2 separate regions of the Homo sapiens genome follow, and region 2 is linked to region 1. Evidence: chromatin loops called from intact Hi-C (ENCODE). Cell type or tissue: heart left ventricle. All regions are shown on one strand. Links, peaks and the distances in the headings refer to the core of each region. The heading gives the core; the rest is flanking DNA.

Evidence for each region. Hi-C counts contacts between places; a loop is a spot of excess contacts. Peaks named below come from ENCODE experiments on the same cell type or tissue, not always from the same donor. Only the 100,000 strongest peaks of a DNase experiment are listed, where the experiment ranks them.
Region 2: a loop joins it to region 1, with 5 times the contacts of the local background. A loop is called at or near these places in 5 of 110 quality-filtered maps.

The regions. Positions count from the first base shown.
Region 1 is chr18:3,922,007-3,937,260 of GRCh38, forward strand. All of the region lies in intron 3 of DLGAP1 (DLG associated protein 1), which reads right to left. Among named protein-coding and RNA genes, the nearest start is that of DLGAP1-AS4, 33 kb to the right of the region's middle. In heart left ventricle, for the core only: no CTCF peak of the experiment used is centred there; no DNase peak of the experiment used is centred there.
Region 2 is chr18:3,868,675-3,883,928 of GRCh38, forward strand. DLGAP1 (DLG associated protein 1) reads right to left here. Exons shown (of 13, transcript NM_004746.4): 4 at 10,438-11,466. The coding sequence starts at 11,394. It overlaps DLGAP1-AS3 (DLGAP1 antisense RNA 3), which reads left to right and starts at 9,506. Exons shown (of 3, transcript NR_038895.1): 1 at 9,506-9,617. It overlaps LOC124904238 (a long non-coding RNA gene), which reads left to right and starts at 9,151. Exons shown (of 4, transcript XR_007066270.1): 1 at 9,151-9,438; 2 at 9,658-9,733. In heart left ventricle, for the core only: no CTCF peak of the experiment used is centred there; DNase peaks (open chromatin) are centred at 10,944 and 11,348; H3K4me3 peaks cover 1,167 bases.

The sequences.
Region 1 (15,254 bases), core at 2,610-10,609:
GATGCCAACATTTAAAGCAAGAGGCAGAAGGGCTCCTGCAGGAGACAGGGAATTGGGAAGGCAGCAGGTTAAAATGAGGCAAGTGGTCATCAGTAGCAAATGCCACAAATAGGAAATGTGAGATCAAGACCAAAAAAGAACATTTAATTTGACAATTGGGAGATTGCTGAGTTCCTTTATCTGAGCAGTTTTGCTGCAGTTAAGGGTCCAAAAAAGCTTCGTTTTAGTTAAATAAATAATAAATTAAAAGAAAATAAGTGAGGAAAAACAGGTTTGACAATTATTTTTAGGATCTTGACAATGAATGAAAAGGAGAGGTGCCCGGCATTAAGCCAGGCACTAGGGATATGAAGTCTTTACCCCTGGAGAAGAATTCCTCAGTAATAGCATTGTCATTTGTGCGTGTTTAAGATGAAATGCTCATGTATTACTCTCTAGGGATAAAGGAAAAATAAAGCTACAATCTTTGGATTCCATTCCCCATTGTTAACGGTTTTTCTTTTGTGTCATGCACAAAATAATCTACAACTTGTTTTCTTCACTTAATACTACATGATCTTGGACATATTGCAAATCATCAAAAAGAGGTTCAAAATAATTCCTTTTAATAGCTGCATATTATTTTACCTTCTGGCTTGATCAGGATTTATTTAACTGGCCCTTTATGGAGGAATGTTTTTTGTTTCTAGCTTTGTGCTATTTGAAGTCATCTCTCAGTTATTTTCATATATATCCATTTCCATGAAGTAAATTACTACAAATGGAGTTACTTCTGGGTAAAAGGATTTAGGTAGCTTCAGATTTAATAAATACTGTCAAATTTATTTTCAAAAAGCATGCACTAGGCCGAGTGTCGTGGTTCGTTCCTGTGATCCCAGCACTTTGGGAGGCTGAGCGGGGAGGATCTCTTGAGGTCAGGAGTCTGAGACCAGCCCAGCCAACATGGTAAAAACCTCATCTCTACCAAAAATATAAAAATTAGCTGGGCGTGGTGGCGCACGCCTGTGGTCCCAGCTACTCGGGAGGCTGAAGTGAGAGGATCACTTGAACCCAGGAGGCGGAGGTTGCAGTGAGCCAAGACTGTACCACTGCATTCCAGCCTGGGCGACAGAGAGAGAACCTGTCTCAAAAAAAAAAAAAAAAAAAAAAGCACTAATTTTGCTCCCACTAACAGTGTTCATACTGTTCATTGAATAGTGTTCATTGGAGAAGAACAGGGTCTTCTCCAGTCTTACCAGTCCTGGGTATAATAAACTCTTAAATATCTTTTGGATGAAATCAGTATCTTATTTGATTTTTAAAAAATGATGTCTTGTTTTAATTTTCACATTATTATAAATAAGACTGAACAACTTTTCACATGTTTATTTGCCGTTTTTGTATTTCTTCTGTAAACTTTTTGTTTATAACTTCTGCTCTTTTTCATTAAATTAAAATTTTTATTTGTAAAAATTCATTGGCTTTATGGGAAATTATTGCTTTGTCAGTCAAGTTTTACAGATATTTTTCCAGTTTAATGTCTTTTTTAACTTGTTTGTTGTTTTTATGTAGCCAAATTTATAAATATTTTACTTCAAAATCTGGTTTACATCGTGTTTATAAAAGTTTTCCCAACTTTGAGTTTAAAAAAACATCACTTTAGTTTCCATTTTTTAAATTCCAAAGATGATTCCTTAATCTTTGGTGATACCAATTTCTATCGTGTGTCACTCTTGCTATCTGGAAGTATAACCAAAGTCCCTTACATTCCTCTGTACTAAAACAGTAATCCTGTTGTTTTGGTATTAACACATTTTTGAATAAATTTTTATCATATTGCTGATTCACTTTTAGAAAGGAGAATCATAAAATTACATCAAAGTCGTGGCATCTAAGTTAGAGACAAAACCAGTATCTTAAAGGAGATGGTGCTGGTGTTGAGTCACTATCTAATGACGACTCACCAAGCAATCCTGCTTACTGTTCAGCTCAAATGCACTGGAGAAAACATGATTCTCTAACCACATTTGAGAGTTCAGCCACATGTAGAGACATGGAACCTTCACATCTTTCCTCTATCTGTTGTTTAAAAGTGTCAGTGATGTCACAGAAATAACTATTTCATGGAGTGTCACTATTACAGAAATAGTGAGCCTGGCAGAGGCTAGAAAGCAACCGACTCTCTCACGTCATATTAGCTACATCGCCATAGAATCACTGCTGCCCCAGTGGAAAGAAGTGAAAAGCCCATTTATCATCTTGCATATACCCTCCTCAATCAGTTGCCTGGAAAACCATGGGGAAATATAAAAAGCTTTTGGTTGAACAGTTCAGAAAACAAAACCAGTTCCACTACACTCTCCCAGGTGTGGTGCCCTAGGTCCACACCCTCCACTTCCTCCCCCACTGCCACCCTATTCTCTCATGAAGCTCCCTAGATTTTCTGTTTATGTTTTCCTTCTCTTTCAAGATGCCAACATTTTCTCCACAAAGCAGTTTACTAAGTCAATGCCATTAGCATACACAAATCTCAAGTTTTGGGGGAAAAAGAAACCCTACAAAAAACCCTTGGAGGTGAACTTGTTCATTTCCTCCCCTGAAAGTGTGAATTTTTTCAGCCGTATCCCCATAAGGTGCTACCCAGCCCTTTTCCCCACATTGATGGTGATGACACATACTTGACCTTCTGATGCAGCCAAATCTGTTTCCAGGCAGTACTAATTATAATATAGTTACTTTTTCCAAGGAACTGAAATTGGAATCTTGCAATTTCTACTCTTTAGTTTTACTTCTGCCAGTGGGTGTCAAAGGTATTGTGTTTTGGGTTTTTGTTTGTTTGTTTTGCCCACCTTTTGCTTGTACTTTATGGTGACATCTAACATCTGTTCTTGAGTTGTAGATGGAAGTTCAAAATACATCATCCATGAGTAAAGTGACCCAGTAGCATTACTTTATAAAAGTCAGTTTTTGTTGCATTTTTTTTTGGAGACAGAGTCTTGCTCCATTGCCCGGGCTGGAGTGCAGTGGCGTGATCTTGGCTTACCGCAACCTCCGCCGCCTGAGTTCAAGCGATTCTCCTGCCTCAGCCTCCTGAGTAGCTAGGACTACAGGCGTGCCACACCACGCCTAGCTAATTTTTGTATTTTTAGTAGAGATGGGGTTTCACCATGTTGGCCGGGCTGGTCTCAAACTCCTGACATCAGGTGAGCCGCCCACCTCAGCCTCCCAAAGTGCTGGGATTATAGGTGTGAGCCACTGCGCCCAGCAGCTGCATTTTTATCTAATAACAGATTTGTGGGATTTTTTTTTTTTTTTAATTTCAAGATCCCAAAGAACATGTCATCTGCAAATAGGACAGTTGTATTTTGCATTACCCTCTACCATGGCCCCTGATAGTAGTCTACCCATGCTAAGAAGTTCCTACTTACCTCCACTTAGACTACTGATTTTTAACCCTCCCCAGTCACCTTCAGGCTCAGCCTTGGGGTGCCCTGGCCCTTCCTGTTATCACTCTGGTGTGCTCTGGGATTGTCATAACCTCATATTTTCAGGAAAATGAAAATGTGTATAAAAAAATTAGGAAAATAACCTCCTTTGATATGAAAGTTTATCCAGAAAATCACACAGGTCAATAGAGCTAATATGTTTAAAGACCTTCATACTTCCGGGCACACAGATCTCAGTAAGACATAGTCTGTTTTCAAAGCCACAGGTGCAGAGAAGAAAAAAAACCCAATAAAGCTCAAGTTGTTCTCATTCATTAACTACATTCAGGAAAGAACTCAAAACAACCCAAATAATTTAAGTAACTTTTGAACAGTGTTTGACTATCCTCAGGCTAATGGCCAAAGAAAGCCAGAAAGAAGAGAAAAACCAAACTGAAACCCAAGCCAAACAAAACACAAAAATCCCATTTTATCACACTGAGTTTTAGGAAATAGGTTTGTTTTCCTGTTGAGGTATGGGACAGCAATTCGGAATCATACTTATCACACTGAGTTTTAGGAAATAGGTTTGTTTTCCTGTTGAGGTATGGGACAGCAATTCGGAAACATACTTTCAGTGCATTCTAGGATTGCCTATGTGTTAAAGGAGGCTATGTTTCTCATTGCCAGAGAAGGACATGCTGGAGTGAACAGTGTGGTGTCAGATTGAAATTAGAGGTCATTGTATAAGCCAGGTCTTCCCAACTACTTCAGCATTATTGACATTTGGGTCAGAAAATTCTCAGTTGTGGAGGCTGTCCTGTGTCTTGTAGGATATTTAGCAGTATCCCTGGTTTTTATCTTTTATGCACAAGATGTGAGCAGCAGTCCCCTTCCCAGCTGTGACAGCCAAAAACATCTCCAGATAGTGCCAAATGTCCCTGGGGGCAAAACTGCCCCCTGTGGAGACTCACTAGTGTAAGCAAATGACATATATATATATATATATATACACACACACACACACACACACACATGCATGTATGTATATATGTGCCTATGTATGTAGTATTTATATGTATATAAATATATATGCCATTTGACCATATGCACATATATACATACATGCAGACACATCTCTCTCTATACATATGTGTGTATATATATATACACATATATAGATAGATACATGCAGACACATCTCCAGATAGATATCTACATAGAGCTCTCTATATATCTATAGGTATAAATATATATATACGGAGAGAGAGATGTGTCTGCATGTATGTATATACGTACATATTCACATATTTCCTAGATCTGTCTCTTGAGACTTGGCAGCAATGACATGTTAGTAGCAATGAGCACCTATAGCACCCAGGAGTTGAGTTGTAACACCATTCTTGACTAAAAAGAGCCTGGGCATTTTGGAAAAATGGTTTCTTCCAGGGCTGGGGCTGGGGCAACATGAGGTGAGCCTGTAACATGTTATGTCAGAAAGTAAGAAAAGCTCAAAAAATGATGGGGACATATCAAAATGACATAGGAGTTTGCTTGAAGGTGCTCCCTGTCACCAAATCTGGGGCAGCAAATTAAAAAAATTTAAGCAGTACAATGAATAATAATTTAATAAAATAAGATTACACAGCCCATACTAAATAAATAAATGAGAGAAAAAGAGAGCTCTTCCTTACTCAATGAATGGATCTCAACAAATGAATGTAGAATAGTAATGATTCCATCATTAGAAGATCACACAGGCTGGTAGTAATTGATTCAGGCAACAGTAATTCAATGGATGCTAAAACTAGTGGGTGAAAGTGGGTGAGTAACAGTATATTTACATCTTACAACTTTTGGAAAGACATCAGCTTGACTGAGGAACATGTGATTGTCATCTCGCCTAAGTGCTTTTACTGAAAGATCGAGAGAAAGACGTCTAAATTATGATACAGTCCAGAGTCAAATGAGCAAGTATAATTATTTTTATCAGCATCAATGCTTGGCAAAATAAATACTTGTTAAAAGAATGAATAATATATTCCTGTTAAATATAATATATGGCTGTTGTGTCAATATCAAAATCATAAAGGTGCCATCATGACATATGAGCAGAGTAACTGGCTGCAATTTTCTTAGGCTAAATAAATTTTTATCGTATCAGCAGAGAAGTTTTGAATGTTAGGCCTTCAGCTATACATATAATTTAGAGTTTTGATGCTGAAAACAGAAACCTATATCTGCTAGTAGAGTAAAGAAGTCATGTTTGAATTATTCCTTTATATTCATAGAGTCTTTAAACATGAAGTCTCACTATGGTAAACTGATGGAAATACCAACATGTGAATTTATTATTAAGGAGTAAAAGTTGTACATTTTACATTATGTCATTAAGCAGCATGAATTTTTTCCCAATATAATCCATAGGTTCCCAAGGAGCATGAATGTTTTTTAAAAATGTCGAGTGATTTAGATTTCTGTTGGCTTGTACATCAATAGTTCCTCCCTATTGCAACAGTTTTTACAAAGCTGAGATGATCTGATATGCATACCAGTCATGTTAACCAAAAGACCTTGAAGACTTACCTGCTGGGGAATTTTTGCCCCCTAAATGGCTCACCCCACCATTTGTGGTTTCTCTATGCTTTATGTAATTTAGTAGCTCACATTCCTCCGCTCGCCATCCACACACACTGCTATTTCTTTTCTCTGCTTCTTATGGTATTCTGTCTGCACTTGTATCTATCTGCATTTGTATCCAGAGCAGCATCTAATGCTCAAGACATTTGTTGAACTCATCTGACTACAACAACACACTTGTAGTTTTTCATATTTAACCTGCTAGGTATCTGGTTTATGGAACAAAACCCATTGGCTCTTGAGTTGTTGCCATGTTGATGCTCTCAAGTCTTTTCCTGGAAGAGCATTTGAACATAGAGACATATTTCTCACCTCAGTAATTATGCTGAAAGTTCATTATGTGCCTTCAAAATATTTCTAAAGATGCAAGAAAGGGGATTGGAATTAAGTGGTTTAATTTATTGATGGTTTTTAGCACAAGTGAAGAGAGAAGAAAATATACTAATAATTTAATAGTGATGATGATAATAAGAATAGCTCCGTCATATAGAGACCTTATTATGTGCCAGGCATGGTTCCAAGTGCTTCAAATACATTAGTCCATTTAATCTTGACAACACCTTAAAGTAGGTTCAATCACCCCCCAATTTATAGAGGCAGAAATTGAGCCACAGAGAAGTAAAGTAACTTATTCAAAGTAAGAAAGCTGGTAAGTCATGGAACCTGGGCTAAACACAGGTGGTCTGGCCCCAGAGTACAGATCCTCATCCACTATGCCGAATTCATATGCCTTACGATTTCTATGCAAAATTTTCCTTTGTCGCTGATATGGTTTGGCTCTGTGTCCCTTCCCAAATCTCATGTTGAACTGTGATCTCGAGCGTTAGAGGTAGGACCTGGTGGGAGGTGATTGGCTTATCGAGGTGGTTTCTAATGTTTTAGCACCATCCCCACCAGTGCTGTCTCGTGATTGAGTTCTCACGAGATCTGATTGTTTCAAAGGAACCCTTTGCTCTGTCTTCCTCCTGCTCTGGCCATGTGAAGACATACCTGCTTCCCCTCCGCCTTCTACTATCATTGTAAGTTTCCTGAGGTCTCCCAGCCATGGAGAACTGTGAGCCAGCTAAACCTCTTTTTCTTTATAAATTACACAGTCTCAGGTAGGTCTTTATATCAATGTGAGAATAGACTAATACAGTCACCTTTTTCTGTAATTTCATTTTTAGATAGAAGAAACTTAAGAGTAAAGTAAGGTTGTTTGCCTAATCTAATCACACTCTAAGCCAAGAGCTCACGGTCTAAAGCTATCAAGGTGTAGCACATTATCCCCATAAATTTGCAAATGAATTTGAAAGGAAATGAATTGACAAAGCAGATTCCACAATTCTGACCACTCCAGAAACAGAGTTAGGTCACTGTCTCTGTAGCAAAGAGAGAAGCCCCACCATGGGTTTTGGTTCAAAAGTCAAAGCTATCTTTGTGATTTTCTAAGTGCAAACACAGATGCCAATACTTGGAAGTGCTCTTCTAAACCACCTTTTGTCTGATTATAACCTTCAGCAGGCAACAGGAAGCCTTACTATGCGTTACTCTGGGGCCATTGTGCAGAGTTTGTGGGTGTGTGTACAGAAAGGGCTCTATAGATTTCTCTCTGGGGGCAGATGAAGCCCATAAACATGTTCTATTCCTATGATATGTGCATTTTAGCAGGAGAAACAGTAATACAACCAAATTTATTTCTCCCAGCTGAACTTTAAATTCTATGCTGTGGATTTTGGTCATCTACCCATGAGCAAAACTGCTGTTCGTCTAAATTTTTTCTCAAAAAATAGTGTGAGGAACATTCTGTAGATAAATATTTGTACATGCTCTATTTCTTTTATTAGGATGAATTCCCTAGAAATGGAATGACTGCACCAAAGTCTATACAAACATTTCTGAAGCTTGCAGTCTTGTACCATGAACTGCCAGATCACTCTGCAGATACATGGTGCTAGTTTGCAAAGCTTACAGTGTCACCAGGCAGTGTATAAGTAAGTGTCTGCTGGGCTAATAACACCAGGTATTATCTTAAACAGAACAAAAAGCAAACTTTGCCAATTCAATGTGTGGGGAAATGGTGTTTTATTATTTTAATGCATACTTTTTTATTTCTAATGAGGATAATATTTTATGTGCTGTGTGGGCCATAGGAAGTTCTTTTGTGAACTGTCTGCTGTGAACACATTCTTTTCCTATTTTTCTATTGACTTATATGAAACTCAGTTTTCATGAAAACAACCCTAAGTACAAGTTGCTGAGTAGTTGCCATGGGTGTGGTACTGTGCTATGCTCACTGCTATCTTCTTCGTGGCAAATATTTTCCCAGGTGGTTTGTGTTTTAAAATACCCTCTTGTGAAATCATCACTCCTATTTCTTGAGGGAGTTTTTGGAGCAGTCTGTTTTAGAAGTCTACATTAGTTCATTTTTAGCATTTAACATCTTGAGTGGGGGCCTGTGTAGGCTGCCCCTGAGATTGTGCGGATCTGAGCGTGTCCTGCAATAGGAAGGGTGCCGGGTCCCAGCCTGAAGGTACATGTACTCAGTCGCTACCCTGGACGCCACGGCCTGTGACTGTGCTGGGGACCTCAGAATTAGGTTCCAGGTGCTCCATGGGCATTGCTCTGTGCCTGCTCTTCTACGGATCCCAAAGGGACAGAACCTTGAGGGCCGACATGCTGAGGGACACTGATGCCACTTTCCAGTGACACTAAAATATGGGATCACAGTGGTCCAGAGAGCTCTTGGACACTTACCCAAGAACCTCTTGAAAACTGCACAGGATTATGATTGAGGAAAAACAGCAACGACCCACTAGCCCTCAAAATATCGTGAGGCAGAGACATTTCTCTTGTGGTTTTGGAAACTGTCTACCCTGTTGCCATGGTTACGCAAAAGCTGGTTTAAAATGGCTCCTATGTTGGCATCTGGGCTGGGGCCTAACTACCCGTCTCCACCATTTTCTCTACTGCCTACCCCTTCCTCTCCTCCAGGAAGACGGTAAGCTCCCGGCATGGCTTCTGGGTGTAGTCACTGTGCCAAGCTTAAGGCTGGGCCAGTCCCACGAACTGCTCCTGCCTCCACCGGCTCACTCTACCAAGTCTGGACTTGCCACATATATGCTGCTGCCTGGGCTCCCTTCAGCTTCTCGCCGGCATCTCACTGGCTGTCATTGCCTTTCCTTGCTTGGAGAGGTAAGACTTGAGCTTTGGCTTGGGAATTGGGGTTGAAATAGGCAAAAGCAGTCTTTCCATCTGCTTTGGCTCTGGCCCATTAGGCTGGTGGAAGCTGGGGAAGGAGCTCTTCACTCAGTTCTGCCCTGTTCACCGGGTCTGTGCCTGGGGATGAGGAATCACCTGCTTCCTCTCTGGGACTGCAGCAGAAGGGCAGGGGGTGGAAAATGGTCAGATGGTGGTTTTTAAATCTGGATATGCTTTGGCATGGATTAGGGCATTTGTTAAATCTAGATTCCTGGGCCCTGTTTCCCTTTGTCTCAATAGGATAAGGTAGGACATGAGAGTCTACATTTGTAATTAATTAATTCATTAATTATGCACAAGGTAATTCAAATGCAGCTCGTCTGGCCTTTGGAAAGCAGTGAATTTGGAGTAGGTCAAGTAGGTCACTTGTCCTGGCCAAAAGCATCTAAGGACATATTGCTTTCAACATCCTCCTTCTTGTAAACCTGAATGGCCCTTTAGCGCCACCTTTGCACAGAGAATTTTTTTTAAATGTAAGGTAATTGTAGTAATGATTAATACCAGTTAAAGAAGATTACTTTTTGCAAGTGTGGCCTATAAATATAGCACCCAGTAAGGAATTTGGGAGTTCACATTTGACTTCCAAAACCACCTTGGCCTTGATGGTGACTCATCTCCTCATCCAGAGATTGCAAGGTTGATGGATCTACAGTGCTCCAGCTTTCACATCCTCTGCTGTGCACCCTTGGTTTCTCACTCTCTTGTTCCTGCTTTCTTACCTGCACATCTCCCATAATGAGGGCTGCTGTGGCAGACACCAGACACCGACAGGCCTGGTCTCAGAAGTAGAAAGGTTGCGTGAGGGTGTCTAAAATATACTTAAGCATCCTAATAAGGCTGCTTCTAAAGTCGCCCACATGGTTAAATCCAAAGCATGTCAATATCCATTTGGGAAGGGCCCTTTTTAAAGGGCCCCTGGGCAGATGAAGGTTGTCCTGGCAGCTTGAGGTTGGTAGGTGAGTACACACATATAGCCCAGGCCAAAGAATTCATGACATCCCACCTCCCACAGATTGCAGGAGTCAAAAAGTTCCCTTGAGCAATTTTTCCCTCTAGACAGCCGGCCAATAACATCAACAAAAAGTGCCTCATGTGCATCTTCTAAGCTCAGTGGCAGATGGGAACAACCCCCACAAGGACTGTGCCAGAATGAAGCTGTGATTTCAGCCTCTAAGATGGAACATTGCAGAAATACCCTTGCGGGGGAGCCTAGGCCCTGCCCACCAGCAGAAGCCAAATCTACCTCCTGTGCTTCCCACGTGGCCAAAGGGGGTGTGGCTGACAATGGGGAGAAAGTATGAAATGTGACAAGGGCAGCAAGGACAGGGCTACATTTGGAGGAGTCCGGCCTGGTCTCTGTCAATCTATCTCATAGATAAAAAACATGAACAGGATCAGTGCAAAAACAATCACTTTCCCAGCCCTAAATACTCATTCCATGTCCATTTGACCACTTGGTGCTAGGCACTAACTGGCCAGAAACATAAAACACTTACTTAAATCAATTGGTGCACAAGTCATTAGAAAAAAAATTCAAGAAAGAAAAAGAATCAGATTCAGCTTAGATAATATGCTCCTAGATGCAGCATGGAAGCCAGGTAGGAAAAGCTGGGCCATGCCTGATTCCTACTGAAGGACCACCCAAAGGATAGACTGGGGACTGGACTCGGGGAGGTGACAGAAGTTAGGGGTTCAGCTTGCTGTCCAAACGAGTTCCCCACTTAGAGCAACATGAAAATCTCTACAGATTCCATGGGGAAACTTTTGACCTTGGGAGTTGCAGTTGGTTCAAGATAGTGGATCACTGGGTGATGCATTGCACTTGGGAATTCATGCATTTAATCAACTAATATTCTATAGACTTAGGACTTCTAACTTCAGAGGCTGTGCTCTTCCTGAGTCACCATCTTGGCCCTGTTACTAGGAGATAAAGCTAAAATAAGAGGGGAATTCAGATGGCTTCTGCCTTTCTGTAGCTTATAGTGCGGTGGGAAAATGGATGTGAATAAAATGATCAGCAAATACATGCAGTGGGCTGAGAATTGATCATCACGGTTCAGGTTGCAGAAATGGAATGTTCTCTATTTTCTCATATGTGAACTCCATTTGTTCTCAAGACCCCATTTCTGCTAAGGGGTTCAAAGGGTCTTTTTCATAACCTCTTTGGTAATTTCACAGCCAATTTAGAAATCAAGTTTGATGGATTCAAAGCTTATTGATTAATGAAAGGACTCTTGTCTCTTCTTGGGAGGTTTCCCCTCCATTCTTCCTCTCTAGGTTTGCATCTGAGAGCAGAAAAATAACACAGCAGCTTTCTGGCTGTCTATTGTTCCTTTCCTGAAAGCCTAGCCCTCCTGGTGGTTGGCCACTGGCCTTAATCACCCTTGCATCCAGTCCCACCTTGGGGAGAAACTAAAGACATGGTGTGAATGCCCCCTTTCTCATACTCCGTTAGATTTTGTATCTGTCTGTGGTTCAGACAGAATGCAGGGATAGAGGAAGAGGTTGGCTAAAAGGAGAGAGTCTGATACAATGTTTTCCAGTAGCCATAAAAAAGTTGGTAGATTAGTCAAAATGATAGTGTTTAAAGAGACCCTATCTTCCTCCACAGTATCCCCAGTCTCCTATAGTCATACTGTCAAAGGGCATCAATGAGGTGCCGAGTCTGGGGTCACTCGAGGTCATTGGAGGCCATTAAACATTAAATGATGGATTTGAGCCTCTGCCACACTCAGTAGGCAGCAGCCATGCAAGGAGGGCAGTCTCTCTGGGTAAATCTTCTAGGTAAGAGTAATTTTATTTAGTGAATTTGCCTAATCACTAAAAAATGGAACAGTATTTACTAAAAGGATGTAGTGACAAAGTACAGCCTTTTCCCTTAAAGCCTTCTTCATTCATTTTAATTAGTGACCACAGCCACGACACTGTAAAAGTAGATTGCAGTGATGTGAATTTCCCTAAAGGTTCTAGTTCTGAAAAGAATGCTTTCAAGGCCTGTACATGTTAGACAAGCCAGGCAGCTCCCTGGAAAGGAGAAACTCTCCAGAGGAGACTTGCAAAGATGAGTTAATTCAAACTCATAATCATCGACCGATTCATTCCTCCACTCACTCAACAAATGTTTAAATATCTAGGGGCATCTGCTATATGTTGGTATAGATGGATTGATGCAGGGATGTATGGAGAGAGAGAGGGAGGCAGGGAGATAAGAAGAGTGGCAGACAGAGAGAGAGAGAGAGAATAATACGTATTATAGGGAAGGGGTATTCTATGCCTTCAAAACACTTACAGACCTTTTGGTGACATAAGAGTATACATATACACACAGTAAAACAATATTTTCAGAATTAAGAGTAATGGCAGACAGCAGTATCAAAGATCACACACGCTGTCTATGTCATGATTTAGAACCAAACAGAGGCCAAGGGAATGGAAATGACTGACCAACGAGGCATAGCCAGGGCTGGTCCTGGGTAGGCCGTGAAGGGGAGATAATATGTGTATAGACACAAAGACAGAAAGTGTTCATGGAGCAGTGACTACACAAGTCTGGCTGGAGTGAGAGGGGTCTTTTCAAAAGAAGCACGAGGCAGTGTGATGAAGGATCAAAAGCACAGGTTTTAGGACAAAGCAGTTCTGAATTCAAACCCCTGTTCCATTTCTCAGTGCTGTGTAGCCTGGAGCAGTGACTTAGCCTTGTTGTGCCTCAGATTTTTTAAATCTTTGGAACTGGAACAAAATCATCCGCCTAATGAAGTTTCTGTAATGATGGTAGAAAAGAATACATACTGGCCTGGCATAGGCAAATGCCAGTTCCCTTACCTCTTGTACACAATGCTTTATAACACATAACACACTTCCATAGATACTAGCCATTTGGCCTTCACCATAACCTTGTGACATGGATAAAGCAGGTATAAATATCCTCATTTTATGGGTGCTTGGAGATTTTTACTATACACCGCTCCTTAGGAAAATAGAGAGAAAGAAATAAATGGAAAAACACTCTACGATTAGCTCAAACAAAGACTTGAAGATTAATTAAGTGTTGGAATTTAATTCAATAGGTAATAGGATACCATTGAATAGTCTACACCAGAAAAATGAAAGGTTAGCAGTATTTTAGGAAGGGTAATCTGGCAGTGGTAGGCAAATTGGATGGAGAAGGAGTTACTCAAGTATGCCTCTAAGGCAAGTATTTTGGGTGTTGCTGCTAATAGAAGTATCAAGTTACTACGTCTCAGGATGGGCTGCTGATGCAATTTGACATCATTTCCTGATCACCAAGAAGACATGTGCAGTGGTCCATCTGCTATTCTTGTTTGCCTCTTCCTCCCTTGCAAAGTGATGATAAAGATAATGACAGTAATACAAATGACATAATAGCTAGGGGTCTATGTATCAACAGTGCAGTGGAACTGTGTTTACATAGTAAAACTGAATCTTCAAAATGTTGAAGATGGGGACTGTCATGATCAGAGAAGTTGATAACCGGCCTAGGGTAACAGAGCTAGTGTTGAGAATACAGGTTTGAAACGAGCTCTCATTCGAAAGTCTAAGCCTTTTCCACTCTGCCATTTTCCCTTCAGGATTTGGGAGACTGTCTTTTATCACAGCAAAGGAAATATTTTATTTATACAAACTCTGCAAGAGAGTCAAACCCCCAATGTTGGCTTCCTTAAGGACTTTATTGATGGCACCAAGAAAAGACTTAACCAGCCCACAATACAGAGTACTCTCTTGAGGGGCATTCCAGCCTCTGCTGGGGTCACATTGCCATCTTACAGAGTCTTAACCTGTGACAGGGGTACAGGCTGAACCCCCCCAGAGACTTATCTGCCACATCAGCCTCCTACTACTCTTTCTTTGCAAGCCCAAGTCTGCACAGACAATAAGAGTATTTCTAAGACACAATCTCATACTGATGTGAATCTGCTGAAAGCCATCTGTTTTCTCTGGGTCAAGAGTGAGCTCTGAAGCCCAGTGATCAAGGCCTTCATCACCTGGCCTGGGCCTCTCTCAGCTCCACTCCTTGCTCTACAATTTGCCCCCAAGTGACACATAAAATTCTTCTTTGCCCCACAGACCATGACATTTCCAGTTGGTGCTGAGCCTCTTCCTTTCCTGTACCTTTACATTTTCATTTCCCCAATTCCTCCTAATAGGGGCAGCATTTGAAAAGGATGGCTTCCCCCTTGTTCCAGAATAGGTGCTTCTTCCCCCAAGTGCCTCCATAATTCCATATGCATTTAGCCATTATTTCCCAACAACACTGTATTAAAGTCTCCAGGACATATTCCTGTCTATTAGATTGTGAATACCTTGAGATAAAGTTCTATTGATTGATTCATCACCTTTGCATAATTTCTGGCCAGTAGTAAAGATTTAAATATGATGTTTGAATGAATAAATGAGTGAAATGTTCTCAAAAAGCATTCTAGAAAGGTTCCTCCAGTACCTCAATATCCACAAAATGATTCACAATTTGGAGGCATATATGGGGTAATGTGGCAACTGTTAGCTTACCCAAGAACAAAGAAGCAGGAATGATGAACCATCACTGAGAAGCTCTAATCAGGAGGTTGAAATCCAAGGAGGGTGGGTGGAGGGAGGGACACACACCTGTTCTGTGTGGGCATTGGAAACTAGTCAACTCTGACATGTAGGCCATGCTCCTTGGCTCTTATTTAAAACCAGTTTGCAGAGAACTAATGGAGGAGCACGTGGAAAGTGTAATGCAGGGAAAGAATAAGCTCTACATGGAGGCTGAAACATGGGCACGCCCTGGAGAGGCCAGCTTCTGAAATAATGTACGCAGGAAGGGAGGAGATTGCTGTACACCTCATGACTCGATGTGTGCTTTCAAGCTACTACATTGCATTTAATGCAATTCCTGCTTGCATAACATGATAACAAACGTGTATTAGTCTGTTCTCAGGCTGCTAATAAAGACATACCTGAGAATGGGTA
Region 2 (15,254 bases), core at 3,459-11,458, 52 kb before region 1:
ATGGTTTTGTTTTCATTGTTTTGATGACATTGGAGAAGCAGGCGAGGTAGAATTTAGACTGCCCAAAGTCACAGGGCTCACAGAAGAAGTTTGAACTTCCGATGGTTCTGTGGAGAAGAGGTCATGAGAGAGATCTGGCTTCAGTGTTTACTTGCTCTTTTCAATTTCTACAACATTAGAAGAATGATATACCTGGCTTAGCGACTTTGGGCACGAGCAAAGAAGAGTGATGGCCAAGGACATTTGGTCATCTTCTATCAATGGTGGAAAAGCACCACGGAGGAAACACTCCACAGAGAACCTGGTTCTCCTAAGCCAATTAAAGAGGTGATGATGGTGGATAGAGTTCCCTTGTAGACACCTCCTATGACTGTTATTACTAATTAAGCTTGTCCTGTTGACTTACCAGAGCTGTCTGGAATAAGGCAGCAGGAGCTTGACAGACTTAACGTATGAAAACAAAAGCAAGTGTGTATTGCGTTTTTTTTTTTTTTCCCTGTATGAATACACTAAAGCTTGAAGAAGCCAGAATTATATTCCATCAGCCAATATCAAGCCATGGGAAAACCTGATCCACTGAGGCTGAGCTATCAAAAGATTAATCCAGGCTGGTGCAGTGGCTCACAACTGTAATCTCAGCACTTCGGGAGGCCGAGGTGGGAAGATCCCTTGAGGCCAAAAGTTTAACACCATCCTAGGCAACATAGCGAAACCCCGTCTCTACATAAAAAATTAGTCTGGCACGGTGACCTGAGTCTGTAGTCCCAGCTACGCTGAAGGGTGAGGTGGGAGGGTCGCTTGAGCCCAGGAGGTCAAGGCTACAGTAAGCCATGATCACACCACTGGACTCCAGCCTGGGTGACAAAGGGAAACACTGTCTTTCAAAAAAGAAAAGAAAAAAAGATTGACTGTGATACTCTCGACTTCAGACGAAAGCTTTCTGCGTTTAGTCGGCACACAAGACAGTGAAATTTTACACCCACACTGTGATTAAGACCTACTGTCATCCCATATTGGAAAGGGCTTTTCTTTACCACAGAATCAGACATGCTAATCCCAATGCCAGCTTAATAAAAACTAGATGAAGTGAAATACAAAGGAAAAAGTGGTATGGTACATGAAACATGGGAAAGAGCTAAAGCTTGTTAATGTTTGAGGATCTACAAACTTGGAATATTTTCACACTGTATTTTTCATTTATTTCTCAAATTTGAAGTTAAATTTGTTTCTAAGACCTGAAGCAAACACAGTCATATCATCATGCCCATTTTACAGATGTAGAAATAGAAGTGCTAAGTAGAGCCCAAAGTCATGTAGCAAGCCAGCATCAATAAAGCTTGCAGTCAGAGCGCCTGAATCCCATATTTTCATCTATTAGGCTCTACTGCCCCCTTCAGTAAATACAATGAGAAATTAAGCCTTACAGTTCCCTAGAACTGGGTTACTTAAAATGCAGTTCTGGGATTGATCACTGTCAGAATCATCCCATATCTATGAAATCGGAATCTCTTGGGTGGATGCCAGAGATCCTCATTTTATAGACACTCTCAAGGTGATTCTTGTGCACATAAAATTAAGGAAGCTTTACCTCTAAATATTCAATGATAGAGCAAGTGGCCATACATATATATGATTCTCTACAGGCATACATGTGATATTATTGTGCCCATATGTACCCGTATTGATTCCACTTTACAATATTTCATGTAGCATTTCCAATTTTAGAGATAAATCCTTTCCAATCACTTACTTTTACATGTAGGGGGCAATAACTAAGAGATTAGCTTGTAGCTTTTAGCGTATGTATCCTGCACACTATTCCTCTCAGATTTGCTGCAGTTGCTCCCATTTAATATATTTGGTCCCATGGTCCCATTGTTCCAATACGTAATTCCTACCTGTCACACCATACATATTTTATACATAAATACATCTATCTATCTATCTATCTATCTATCTATCTATCTATCTATCTATCAAATAAAGTTTGGCCTTTGCAAATATGGTAACAGCTATGTTAATTTTTATCCTGGAGAAGTAAGATGAGGGATGCTGATTTCAAAGGAGTGGAAGATGCTGGAAGGATGCATGCTGTCTTCAAAATCTAACCAGGGCTCTGAGCAAATTCCCTAAAGATCACATATCCTAATGTGTTCTGCTCTATGCATCCTCCTTTGCTACGTGGTTTACCATGATCCAGGGAAAACTCATCCATTAAAGGAGGAACACACCAATTTCTTTTCTTTGGAAGTTAAAATAAATAATTGCAGGCATTATTTAGTTAATCTTTGCCTCTTCTGAGACTGTTGAGTCACAAACTTGCTTCAACTCTAACTTTCAGATAATGTCGCTTCTCCCTTTGCTTCCCTGTGCCTTGGCCCCATTGCCTTAAAAGGATGTTATGAGAATGGATAATAGAATATGTACAACATAATGGGAAGAGAACAGCACTGGTAGCCAGGCAGTGAGCCTGCGAGTGCCAGGTTCCACTGGCAAGATGACTGATTTCATCGAGGTATTTCCTTAGGATTTTTCTCTTTTCAAAAAACTAAATTGGACTAAATAATTTCAAAGCCTTCTTTTACAAGGAGATTATTAGATGAAAAATAGATAGGAAGATACAATGTCCGCATTGCAGGGAGATTAGTGTGAATGGGAAGCTACACCAGATGACCTTCTGATCAGGAGGTTCTACTATTCTAAAATTGTCATTTTAAGGGGAAAAAAACCCAACTCTGCCTGGTCCTTTAATTATGTATCTTATGATTTTAGAGTCTCGGAGAATTAAATCAGGGAGGAGTTAGACAATCTTGCAAGCGTATATTAAATTGTGGTTAAAAAAATTAAGGAGAGCAAAAGTCATTTATTTTACAATTGTTGGATTCTCCCTTATTAAGGGGACTAAAACCTCTTTATTCTTACACCAGAGAAGCAGGACATCCCTAACTAGTCTACACGAATGGTCCAAGGTGAAGTTCAATATAATCACTGGAAAAGCACAGTAATGAATTTTCCAACGTCTATGAAAAATCTGTTTCTCCACTTCATAGTCATACCTCTTCCATGGACTTTGTGAAATGGCACTCTTAAAATGGATCTGAGTTCATGAATCAGAGATCAAAAACAGCATGTGTATAAATGCATATTTTAGAAGTATTGTTGCAGGGATACCTATGCAGATAGAAGGTGTATATATAAACCTGCACACATGCACCTGGCATGCAGTAACCGCAGGCTCACATAATTCTGCTTCATAGACAGTTCTGTGATATCACAAGCCTGATTTTTGTGGGAAGTTTCCTAATTCTGTGAAACAATTAGTAGAAACTCCAGTTGACAGAGAACAGTGACCTAATATACACAAAAGGACCCACATATCCAGAAAATTCATTGTATAAATATATCTTAGAAATGGAAAAAAAGCAGGCATATTGCTAGACTTTAGCAAATGAAACAAAAAGTTTTTAATGAGAGTCCTAAATATTCCTACATTTAAAAGATCAGGGAATCAGAAGAGGTCTTTCTTTAATCACGTGAGTGCTCTCCAAGACAAAAAAAAAAAAAAAAAAAAATTAAAAACAAGAATTTGGTCAAAAGTAACAGTAAGAGTAAATGTTATGCCTTTCTTTACACAATATTTTCTCCTTTATCTCTGTGTAACAGTAATTAATTGATTCTTTATATCATTACCTTTTAGTTTATAAACATAGAGGACTGGGTTGAATATAAGTAAATCAGTCACTGAAAAAAAATTAATGCAATTACCTATTGTGGTTTTAATTTAAGAATTTGGAAAAACACTTAAATATGAATTTACCAAAATAATGTGAAAAAAAAATTCTCCCTGTGTGATAACCCACTAAGACAGATTGTTGTCTTTGAACCTAAACCCAAAGTGGTGGAAAACATAATCTAATTACAAATTAAAGTCAGCCTGGCAATACTGCATATATTTTTTAGCAGTTCCTAAAAAACCTGACACAAAAGAGCAATGTGTTCTACCATTCACAAATCACTGTGTAAAATTGTGTAATGCCATGATCTCATGTGGGCTAGAGACTGTGGGTGAATAGTTCTCTTAAAGAATGGTGAATGATTACCTTGATTTACTGTCTTTAATTTGCAATCAAGCAAACTGTCTTCTGAGGAGAATGGAAAAAGGGGAAACGAAATCTACTGGCCACTGAGAGATCCAAGGCTAGTTTTTCTCTTTCACTCTTTGCTAACTAATGCTATGCCTTTAATTAGTAGATTGGAATTCTGTGAGATCAGAAAGTGTGTGTTACAGGCAGAAACCTCTGACTGTGGCTAACCAAGCACTTTGGTGTTGCCGAAAATGTCTTTAGAAAACAGTGAAACTGAAGGCCAAGAATAATAAAGTTTCTTTAATAACTTCCAAGAAGGCTTTCCTATATATTTTTGATCTTCCCTTTACTACCACTGAGTCTTTCTGGACTGCTGCTTTCTCACAATGTTTTGTCAATTTTTTTTTCCCTTTATTAATTGGACCTGACAATAGTGAGAATAAAAGAGAATCAGAGAGAGAGAATTAACAGAATTCTGCTGCTGATCACTGATTCCACATCCAAAGTTAGCACCAGGCAGGAGCAATCTCATCTTTTTATGAATGAAGAGGGGCATCTCTACCAAGATCAGTGAAAAACAGGGAGAAGATTGTGCAAACCCAATAGGAAATCCATTCAGGAACCTTGACATTCACTTGCTGGATTATTAGGGCAATTTAAATTAAAAATAAAGAAAATCATCAATGAATGTGGTGGATGGGATTTCAGAAAAAGGCAGCAAAGAAACATCCCAGTAGCCAAAGTCATTAGCAGAACTGTTCAGCACTTTCATAAATTGCATGTAAAGTAGTTTTAACTGAATTGGGAGACTTAAAATTGTTCTAACACAAGAGGGAGGAAAACTCAGCCAGGGAAAGAAAACTCCCACTGGGCAAAGATGGAAATAATCTTGAACCAATTATTGAAAAAAATAATTTTACCTGTATTTAAAAGATCCTGGATTCATGCTTATGAATGCTTCCTCAGTGATCTTGTGTGGTACCTTATTTAAGCAGACCCCCACCCCCAAAAAGAGCAATCATCATAAATGTTAATTTTGCAAAGCAACAGTAACTATTCAGAATCCTGGTCCTGGAAAACAACCGATCATATTTCAATCACCAGCCATATAATATCCTCTAAGAGCACCTAGCAGATCTAAGGAGATCATGTGTCAATTAAAGATTTTATAAAGCCCTTGTGGAGACACAGATTTGTAGATATCTGATGTCTCCATCTGCTTTTTTACTATCTGTGCACACATTAATTTGTCAGCTCTTCCAGTCTTTCTAGCCATTATTTAGAGGAGAAATAAAATCACAAATACTACCCCTTCCTTTCCCTACCACAAAAACCATCCAAATCAACACCACACTATTACCAAATACAAAGTAATAAAAGAGTTATACCCAAACCTGGTCAGTCCTTCCATTTCTTGAAACTTGCACACAAACTGAAGAAACCCACTCAGCCTTAAAAAGGTCGATCATTTTGCTTTCCTAAAATTTCATCTCTGGGAGTGCTTTCCTTCTCGGTCTGTCTTGCTCTCTCTCTCGCTCCCTCTGTCTCTCTCTCTCCACTTCTACCGCGGAGAGAGCGTTTTGTTTCCCTTTTCCTGTTTCTACGGCTGAATGAATGCAAAATACACTGTTTGAAGGGATTTTTCTTTTAGGTTAACAGTTGGAAATCTAAAATCTTGCTCTTCTGAATGGCTTTATATGTCAGTCACTCAACATACAACATTTACATAAAGAGGCATAAACAGAACCAAGAATTCTGCTTTTTAAAAGCAAAAACAAAACAACAACAAAAACCACCTTTTATTCTATCTCTGAACCTCTTCCTATTTTATTTATTTAACTATTAAGCACTTACCCTGAGATGTGCCATAAATGCTTTATTCCAAATGTATAAGAGCCAACCACATCTCAACTGAGAATTAAACAGTTTTAATGTCTTCAAATCCATGTTCCTGCTCCCAACCCTAATACAGACAGTCACTGGCAGCGGTACAATAGTTCTAAACAGCAGACATCTGATTCTTGACATTTAAAAATAACAATATTGGAAAAAAAAGGAGTCCCTTTTTTTATTAACTGCAGACAGCTTGTGAGTGAGCACTTATCACTCATAATACAATTGACCGTATTAACTGGGACTTGCAACGATTTCAAGCTACAGTATTTGATTCCTAAGTCAATGTCAGGCAGAGGCTAAATACTTATAGACTTCTCATTTTCTATAGAATCATGGCAATGGCCTAAATTAAGCGAATTCTAAGTGATAATTCCGCAAAGAGAGAAGCAGAGCTTTGCTAGTATTTAGACTTTATTATTGGTGATTACTAATTTCATCTTTGTTAGTCTTGAATCAAATTAGGGACATAATCAGTTGTTTCATTGTTAGTCTAATTTCATATCCATGCCCTCTTAACTTCTCACATGCATATGAGGTCAAATGCACACATACATTTACCACAAAATAAATCAAGTAATAAAATAAAAAATACGCACTCATTTCCATTACTGAAGCATATTACGGAGTTGGGTAGATTTGGGATCAAGTGCTAGCTCCCCCACTTACTGTTTATGTGTTCCTGGGCAAATGATTTAAGCATTTGTGCCTGTTTTGTTGTCTATAAAACTAAAGTAAATAATACTCTACAAAGTTGTTTTGAGTACTTAATGAGACATACACAGTTTCTGGCACATAATAGATATTTGATATACACTGCTTCCTTCCTCTGCTTTGTATTTGGAGGAGGTAGAGATTGGGCATAGTAAATGAATACAGACTTTGAAAGCAGACAAATCAGTTTTGACCCAACGTGTTGCCACATACTAGCTGTGTGTCCTTGGGCAGGTTACTTAACCTAATTTACGAAATCTTAGCTTCTTCAACTGTGAAATATCTCTAGAATTTTAAAGAGCAAATTAGACAACATCTGAAAAACATACAGTAGGCATCTCTGAAATGAGAGTCCTGGGACTTCCAATTCTTGAAAATAGTTCTAATTAGTACTCTGACACATGTAATTTACGAGTTTGAAAATGCATACTGAGATCATACATCTTTTGGACCAAGCGCCTCATTTTCTAGCAGAGGAAGGAGGTCCAGAGAGCTGAAAGCATGTTTCCAGGTCATGTTACTAGTTAGCAGCAAATAAGGACTAGAACGCTCCGGGAACTAGAAGAATAGTGCTTTGCCTACTAAGTCTCTAATATTGAAGTTAAATCCATTTGTAAATCCAGCTTCAATATTAGTTGGCAATTAAGGCAATAGAGCTGAAAAAAAAAAAAAAAGAACTCCAAAGAAACCCTCTTTCCCTCTCTGTTTTCCCAAATTTACTTCTAAGAATGAGCCTATAGATGAAATTATTCCCTTGGAGCTAGCTGGCACGGGCTAACCCTATCTTCCTCAGCAGAGCTTGCACGGGGTGGCAGATCCTCTTTTCATTTCCTAGAAGCAAGAAGGGAGCCAGAAGCCCAGTTCTCAGGAGGTATTTTCTATTCTCCTCTGACCCCATATGAATATATGGCTCTTTCTTCCCTTTCTTTACAGCATCTCTTCAGCCTCAGCACAGGGGTTGGGAGGTCTACACTGTTTTACATTTAATTCTCTTACTAACATACTACCTCCCAACATTGAAATATAGATTTTTTCCCCTAGTTTGAAAGTCTTGCATAAATAGAAGCTTAATACATTCAATATCTATTAATAAGGATTAACTTGGAGTTTAGTTTAAAAGGTTGAACTAGCTTGGTTAATTATTTCCCAATGTAGGACAGAATATGTTAAACTGTTTTCAACCTTTCAATAATTTCAGAATTGAAAACAAAGGTGCTTTGGTGTCAAAGACAGATGAGCTATTACTCTGGGGAAGAAGGGAAGTAAAGGGATTAATATGAGTGTGTCTGTGATCCATTGTAATGAATGTTTTAGTTCTGTATGACGGGTGATGTATACATGGGTGTTTTATTTTTTTTCTTTATACCTTTCTGTAAGCCTCAAACGTTTCATTACAAAAATGACTTAAAGAAGGCAAATAGTTTGAAAATAGAATTTCCAAATCTTTATAGTAGGAGATCCAATAATGCTACTACTAAATCCCATACTTAAGCCTTTAAGATTTCATTCTCATTTTACTGAAAAACTTTAATAATAATATGCTTATTTTAAAGATTTTTATTTTCTTCTTGCTCACCATTTTTGATGCCCTTGATTTCAGGTCTGTGCTAGGGCATATTAGAAAGAGCTTGGTTTTGGCATCAAACATACTTGAGCCTAAATCTCAGTTGTACAACCTCCAGATTGTGGGGCTTTAAATGACTTGATATTTCTAAGTGTCAGTTTCTTCTCTTATAAAAATAGAATATTATTACATTCAGTAATCTTGGGATTATCACAAAGATTAAATGAAATAAGAAATGGGAACACATTTGCTATAGCATCTGGTATATAGTAGATTTTCAATTAATATCACTTTCCTTATCTTTCCACTTTTCACCACTACCTGAGATCGCAACTCCAAAAAGGTATAAAAAAGAAAGAAAAATGAACCTAAGGAAGGAAGAATGTAGGCATATAGGCAGATATAACGAAAACATTTCATTACTAACAAAGGCTTATGCTAGATCCATACACAGCATCCTTTACTCTGATACTTCTCATCTAATCTCATCATTACTTACTTAAGTACAGGTGTTTTTGTTTTTGTTTTTGTTTCCTTTCAGTTTGTTTTGTTTTTGCCACTGGTCATAGAACCTTCGCAGACAAAATGTGTGGTACTCTAGGGCTTTTATCTCTTTACTCCTTACTTTTTGTAAGACAGATATCCTTATCGAAATACTTTACTTTCAGTGGTGGGTGAAGCTTTATGTTCTTAAAGAGTTTCTAGAGCTTTCGGTTGCAACTTTCATTAATGGCCATTTCTCTAAGTTAAGAGACTGGGTTCTAGTCCCACCTCTGCCACATGCTAACGGTTTAACCCACTAAGTATTTACCTTTCTTTGTGTCTACTTTTTCATATGCTAAGTGGATTAAATGATTCTTTGAGCTCTGAAATTGTTATAGTTCTTGATAACTTATTAACATGTAGCAACCTTACAGGAAATTAGGCAACACCAGCTTCAGTGGGAAGTACTGACCACATAATTGTGTGTCGTGTATGAAAACTGTCCATGTGCTGGTGGCTTCTTCTGAACTCCAAGAACAGGCTCTGGCACTGCCCTTGTCCAGGGATTGCCAGCTTGGGGTCTTCTCAGGGATTGATGGAGGCATTCCCAAGGGAGCCAGACTTGTCAGGAGGAGTTCAAAGGGAGCAAAAAAGATGAACTCCTCAAAGGAAGAATTTTTCTTTGCATTTCTTCTTAAGGTGGGAGTGTAAAATGGGAGTGGGTATGTTATACTTTTATAGCTCAGTAATTTTTTTTTTTTTTTAAGATGAGGCTACCAGGAGAGAACAGAGAAGAAAAGACACTCTGAAAAAGGAAAAGATGAGAGTTCTTATGGAAAAATGTGCCTTGGGAAAAATTACAATACTACAGCAAGGAGGTAGGGAAGAAAAACATCTCTCTCCTATATTTTTATCCAGGTAACATCTGGTTTCAGTGAACTGGAGGAAAACACAAGGAGACAGTGGCAGGGGAAGAGCAGCCTACCGTGGCTCTGTAAGTGTGTGGGATTTACATGCTGACACTAATTGTATTTTACTTCTCTAATCCTTCCTCCTTTTCCTCCTCCTCTCTGTTGTCCTGGGTGTCTGCAGCTGTGCTTGTCAGGTCCCCAAACTGGCTAGCTCCCCACCTCCTCAGGGCACAGGGCGTCTTCCTGATTTGCTGTGCCCTCGATGTGGAAGCTCAGGTCGGGGTGTAGTTACTGATGGTTATGATGATGACCATCGCAGTATTCTAACATAGCTTCAGGCAGGATTTCACAATGAAAACCACCCCACAAAACCCTGAATAGATCTAATGAAACTCTTTCCAAAATTCAAACGATCGTCACGTATTTTTGAATTAAAGAAAGGTGGACTTCTTTTAAAATTCTCTGTAGACTTCCCTTTCCTCTCTTTCCCATCCTATGATCCCTCAGACAAAAGAGGAAGCCCATAATAACTGGTTGCCTTTCCATAGGCGTGCTTTTCAAAGCACTTGGATATCTAGTGTCTTAAGATAACCCGGTGAGGTCGGTAGCATTTGTTTCTTTTCATTTTCCCTACAGGAGCAATTCGGCACAGAGATGCCGAATAATTTGCACAGGTTCCTATCTTAATAGACAATTCAGAGTAGTGCCAAGACTAGAACCAGGAGAAATGCCCACACAAGCATGCCAGGTACTACTTCTAAGCCTCCATCATTGACAGAAATGGTACCTGCAGGTACTGGCAGGAGCGTTCTTGCTGACACGACTCGGACTTCACCATGGCCTGGTCCATGTTCACCGAGGCCTTCTGGTAAACCTCCCGGGCCCGGCTCACGGTGAGCGTGGAGGACCAGGCGCTCTTCTTCAGCAGCGGGGTGTCCAGGCTGACCGGCAGGTTGGCGCAGGTGGAGCACTTGACGTCGTTGTTGCTCCGGGAGGCCTTCACCGCCTGCTCGCTGATGGTGTTGTAGGCCTCCAGGAAGTACTGTGAGGCCGAGCGGTCGGGGCACCTGCCCATGGTCATCACGCCCGAGGGGGCGTGGTAGATGCACATGTCACCATCCAGGTTGTCGTCCGAGCTCCACCAGCCCGGGGAGGTGCTGGGCCGGGCCTTGGGCTCCGCGCGCCGCTCCTTGCTCTTGCTGCGTTTGCCATAGCGCGCCGCCTGCGCCTCGTCAGGGCTGGCCTTGCCCCCGTTGACGCTGCCCTTGGACGGCCCCTCCAGGGAGTGCGACTTGGTGAAGAGCTTCTGGACCGAGTGCACCAGGTGGCGGATGCGGCCGGGGCTGTCGCTGCGGTGCTCCACGGCCGTGCGCTTGTACTGCAGGGTGTGATAGCCATCGCGGCTGAGTGGCAGCTGCCGCTCGAACTGGTCCAGCAGGTTGGCGGGGATGCGGTTCGCCTTGGTGGCCAGGGTGCGGGGCACCAGGGCACACTCGTCCTTCAGCTCTTGCTGCGAGGTGTAGTGCCTGCGGGGGAAGGTGCTGCTGGCCAGCGGGTCGCTGAAGGGGCCCACGCACTCAGCCTGGAAGGAGTTCCGCTGGGTGTAGTATGGGTGGTCTGCGGGGTGGTGCTCCACTGGGCTCAGCAGGTAGGGCTTGCGGTCGGAGTGGTGCGACAGCGAGTCACAGGCCGAGTCGCAGGTGACCCCGTGGTGATGGCTGCGGCTGCCTGATAGCCCTTTCATGGCGGACCGGAAGCAGCCGCCAGGGTCATGGACACCCGGAAGTCAGGCTCCAGACCCGTCTTGGGCAGGGATCTGGGGGAATGAAGAAAAGGGCAAAGTCGTTAACATTTCTCTTGGAAATTAGGTATTGCACTTTACAGGGTCTTGCTCTGTTGCCCAGGCTAGAGTGCACAGGCGCCATCTCTGCTTCCTGCAGCCTCCACATCCTGGGCTCAAGCCATCCTTCCACACCAGCCTCCCGAGTAGCTAGGACTACAGGCAGGCCCCACCACGCTTGGCTAATTTTTTGTAGAGAGGAGGTCTCACTATATTGCCCAGGCTTGGTCTCGAACTCCTGGGCTCAAGCTGTCCTCCCACTTTGGCCTCCCTTAAGTGCTGGGATTACAGGCGTGAGCAACCCTGCAGGCCTGGTATTGATCTCTTGAGGGTGCCATCTGCGACCGTGTTTTTTTGGCAGAACTTAATCAGTGTCCCCTAAAACAGCTTGAACGCATTATTGGAAGAGCTCTGTCACCTCTGTGGGGCAGGAAAGCTGACTCCAAAGCCTGTAGGGAGAGAAGGTGGAGGTAAAGCTAGAAAACTAGAAAAAGGAGGCCGGGCGCGGTGGCTCACGCCTGTAATCCCAGCACTTTGGGGGGCCAAGGAGGGCGGATCACCTGAGGTCAGGAGTTTGAGACCAGCCTGGCCAACATGGTGAAACCCTGTCTCTACTAAAAATACAAAAATTAGCTGGGCGTGGTGGTGGGTGCCTGTAATCCCAGCTATTCGGGAGGCTGAGGCAGGAGAATTGCTTGAACCTGGGAGGCGGAGCTTGCAGTGAGCAGAGATGGCACCACTGCACTCCAGCCTGGGGGACAGAGCCAGACTCCATCTCAGAAAAAAAAAAAAAAAAAAAAAAAGAAAAAGAAAACTAGGAAAAGAAAACTATATTTAAAAAAAAACCAAATTGTTTTTAAATTATTTGAAACAATAACTCTCCTTCCCTCTATGACCCCAATAACTGGATGTATCGTTCTCTTGCTTCTTGGGTCTTATTCTTTTTTTTCTTTTTCTTTTCTTTTTCTTTTTTTTGTGAGATGGAGTTTTTGCTCTGTTGCCCAGGCTGCAGTGCAATGGCACGATCTCGGCTCACTGCAACCTCTCTCTCCCGGGTTCAAGTGATTCCCCTGCCCCAGCCTTCAGAGTAGCTGGGATTACAGGTGCCTGCCACCATGGCTGGCTAATTTTTGTATTTATGAGGTTTCACCATGTTGGTCAGGCTAGTCTCTACATGTTAATTGTTAAAGATAGAACTGGAGAGGGGCTCAGTTCCTCTAGGAAACCTCTGCTGGCTCTCCTAGCAGAGAGAATTAGTTCCTCTCTTGTGTTTCCACCACATCTGAAACTCACTCCCCAGAACCTACAGAGTTGCTTGCTTCAGGATCTCTCTTCCGGCTTATGTTCCTTGCCTCCCAGTCTATTAGTCTCATTATGTACCCCGACCTAGTGTCGATCCAGCCATGTAAGCACACAGTAATAGCACTCCATAAGTGTGAATGAAAATGTGAGTTAAAAAACAAGATGAGCCGGGCGCGGTGGCTCACTCCTGTAATCCCAGCACTTTGGGAGGCCGAGGCAGGTGGATCACGAGGTCAGGAGATCGAGACCATCCTGGCTAACACGGTGAAACCCCGTCTCTTCTAAAAATACAAAAAATTAGCCAGGCATGGTGGCAGGCGCCTGTAGTCCCAGCTACTCGGGAGGCTGAGGCAGGAGAATGGCATAAACCCGGGAGGCGGAGCTTGCAGTGAGCCGAGATCGTGCCACTGCACTCCAGCCTGGGCAACAGAGCAAGACTCCGTCTGTCTCAGAACAAACAAACAAACACTAAGATGAATAATAGAAGCCAATGGCACCTCGTATCTTTAGGATATCTCTGTCTTCTGTTGCATGTTTTCCTTTTTGAATTCTGTAGGAACAACTTCACCACACAAACAATCCCCCCAGGTTACTCAGAGTGGGAAAAAGTAAAGATATGGCAAATAAATCATAAATGTAGAGAAAATCTGCCCAGGTATTTCTGTCAATTGAGGGTCAAGAGCTTTCTCTAAACAAACAGAGAACAAGTTAAGCTTGACTAGGCTAATTTGAGGATCATATATCTCTTCTTCCTAGTTTAAGGTTTCTGGTTGAGTATTTACGCACAAGACCAGGCGTGGTGGCTGACGCCTGTAATCCCAGCACTTTGGGAGGCCAAGGTTGGAGAATCGCTTGAACCCAGGAGTTTGAGACAAGCTGGGAAACATAGTGGGACCCAGTCTTTAAAAAAAAAAAAATTAGCTGGGAGTGGTGGTGCATGCCTGTAGTCCCAGCTACTCAAGTGGGGAGAGGATTGCTTGAGCCCAGGAGGTTGAGGTTGCAATGAGTTGTGAATGCACCGCTATACTTCAGCCTGGGTGACAGAATGAGACCCTGTCTCAAAAAAAAAAAAAAAAAGTTAATAGCCGATGGCAAAATGACCAAAGGATGGCCCTTGAAAAGTTCTTGAGGACATGAGTGAAGGACCCCAGACCTAATAGCTCAGCCTCAGGGAAAAGTCACTCATTCATATCCCATGTAGGGTATCTCAGTCCATTTCCAAGCTCGGATCTTCCGGAGTTTTAGTAACTAACAGAGGCTGCTATTCCATCAGGGCAGAGTATTTTCTCTGGACTCCAAAACAGTGTTAGAGTCAGTGCCTGACCAAGTTCCTTCTGACAGCCTGATTTTCTTTCAAGACTTCCTACAATACAAAAATTGCCATATAAAGAGTCATCTTGGAAAGCCAACATGACTCTCTAAAATATCACTAATGTCATTTCAGATATTCCTAGAGAGATAGATATGTGGTTTAATTAAGAAACAAAACATATAGTGCTGGGTGCGGTGGCTCACGCCTGTAATCCTAGCACTTTGGGGGGCCGAGGCAGGCGAATCACCTGAAGTCAGGAGTTCAAGACCAGTCTAGCCAACATGGTGAAACCTCGTCTCTACTAAAAATACAAAAATTAGCTGGGCATGGTGGCGGGAGCCTGTAATATCAGCTACTTGGGAGGCTGAGGCAGGAGAATTGCTTGAATCCAGGAGGCGGAGGTTGCGGCAAGCCGAGATCGTGCCACTGCACTCCAACCTGGGTGACAGAGCAAGATTCCATCTCAAAACAAACAAACAAACAAACAAAAACAAACAAACATATAAAACACCCACACTGGACCTCATGAAAAAAGATTTTTGAGAGGCCAGGTCTTGTCTATTCCATGAGACATACTGCATCTGGGAGCGCTCATGACAATGTTGGCAATCTCTATCCATGCTTTGTGAAGCTCCTTTCTTCCTCCTGTCTCCCAGTTTCTGGATTGACCATTCAGGAATAATGATGAAAGGTTTTAATCAGTACAGTCACTCAAAATTTGTTAGTCTACTAAATTGTGACGTCCTTAAGGGTAGGGACTATGTTTCACCCACCTAGTATTTGGCAAAGTGCTATCCTAGTGGATAGTGGGAATTAAGTTAGTAGAATATTTACTCAATTACTTAATGCATTAATGCAAAATTTCCCAAAGTGGTTCATAGTGTGATTCAAGTAGCATCTGTTTAATGAAAACATGACTGTGTGGCAAAGGCCAGGCTGGGCAAGGCCAAGGAAAGATGCCCAATAGTTGGGGGGACCATTCCATCAGGGTGACCATTCCAAAGACCAGTCTTCAGAGCAAGGCAGGAAGCAGACTGGTGAACACTCCTTCTGACCTATATACCTTTGACTTCTAACTCTGCAACTCACTGGGCAATATCGTACCTTCTGCCGTTCTACCTGTCTGGAAGTAAAGTCTGGGGAGTTTGCC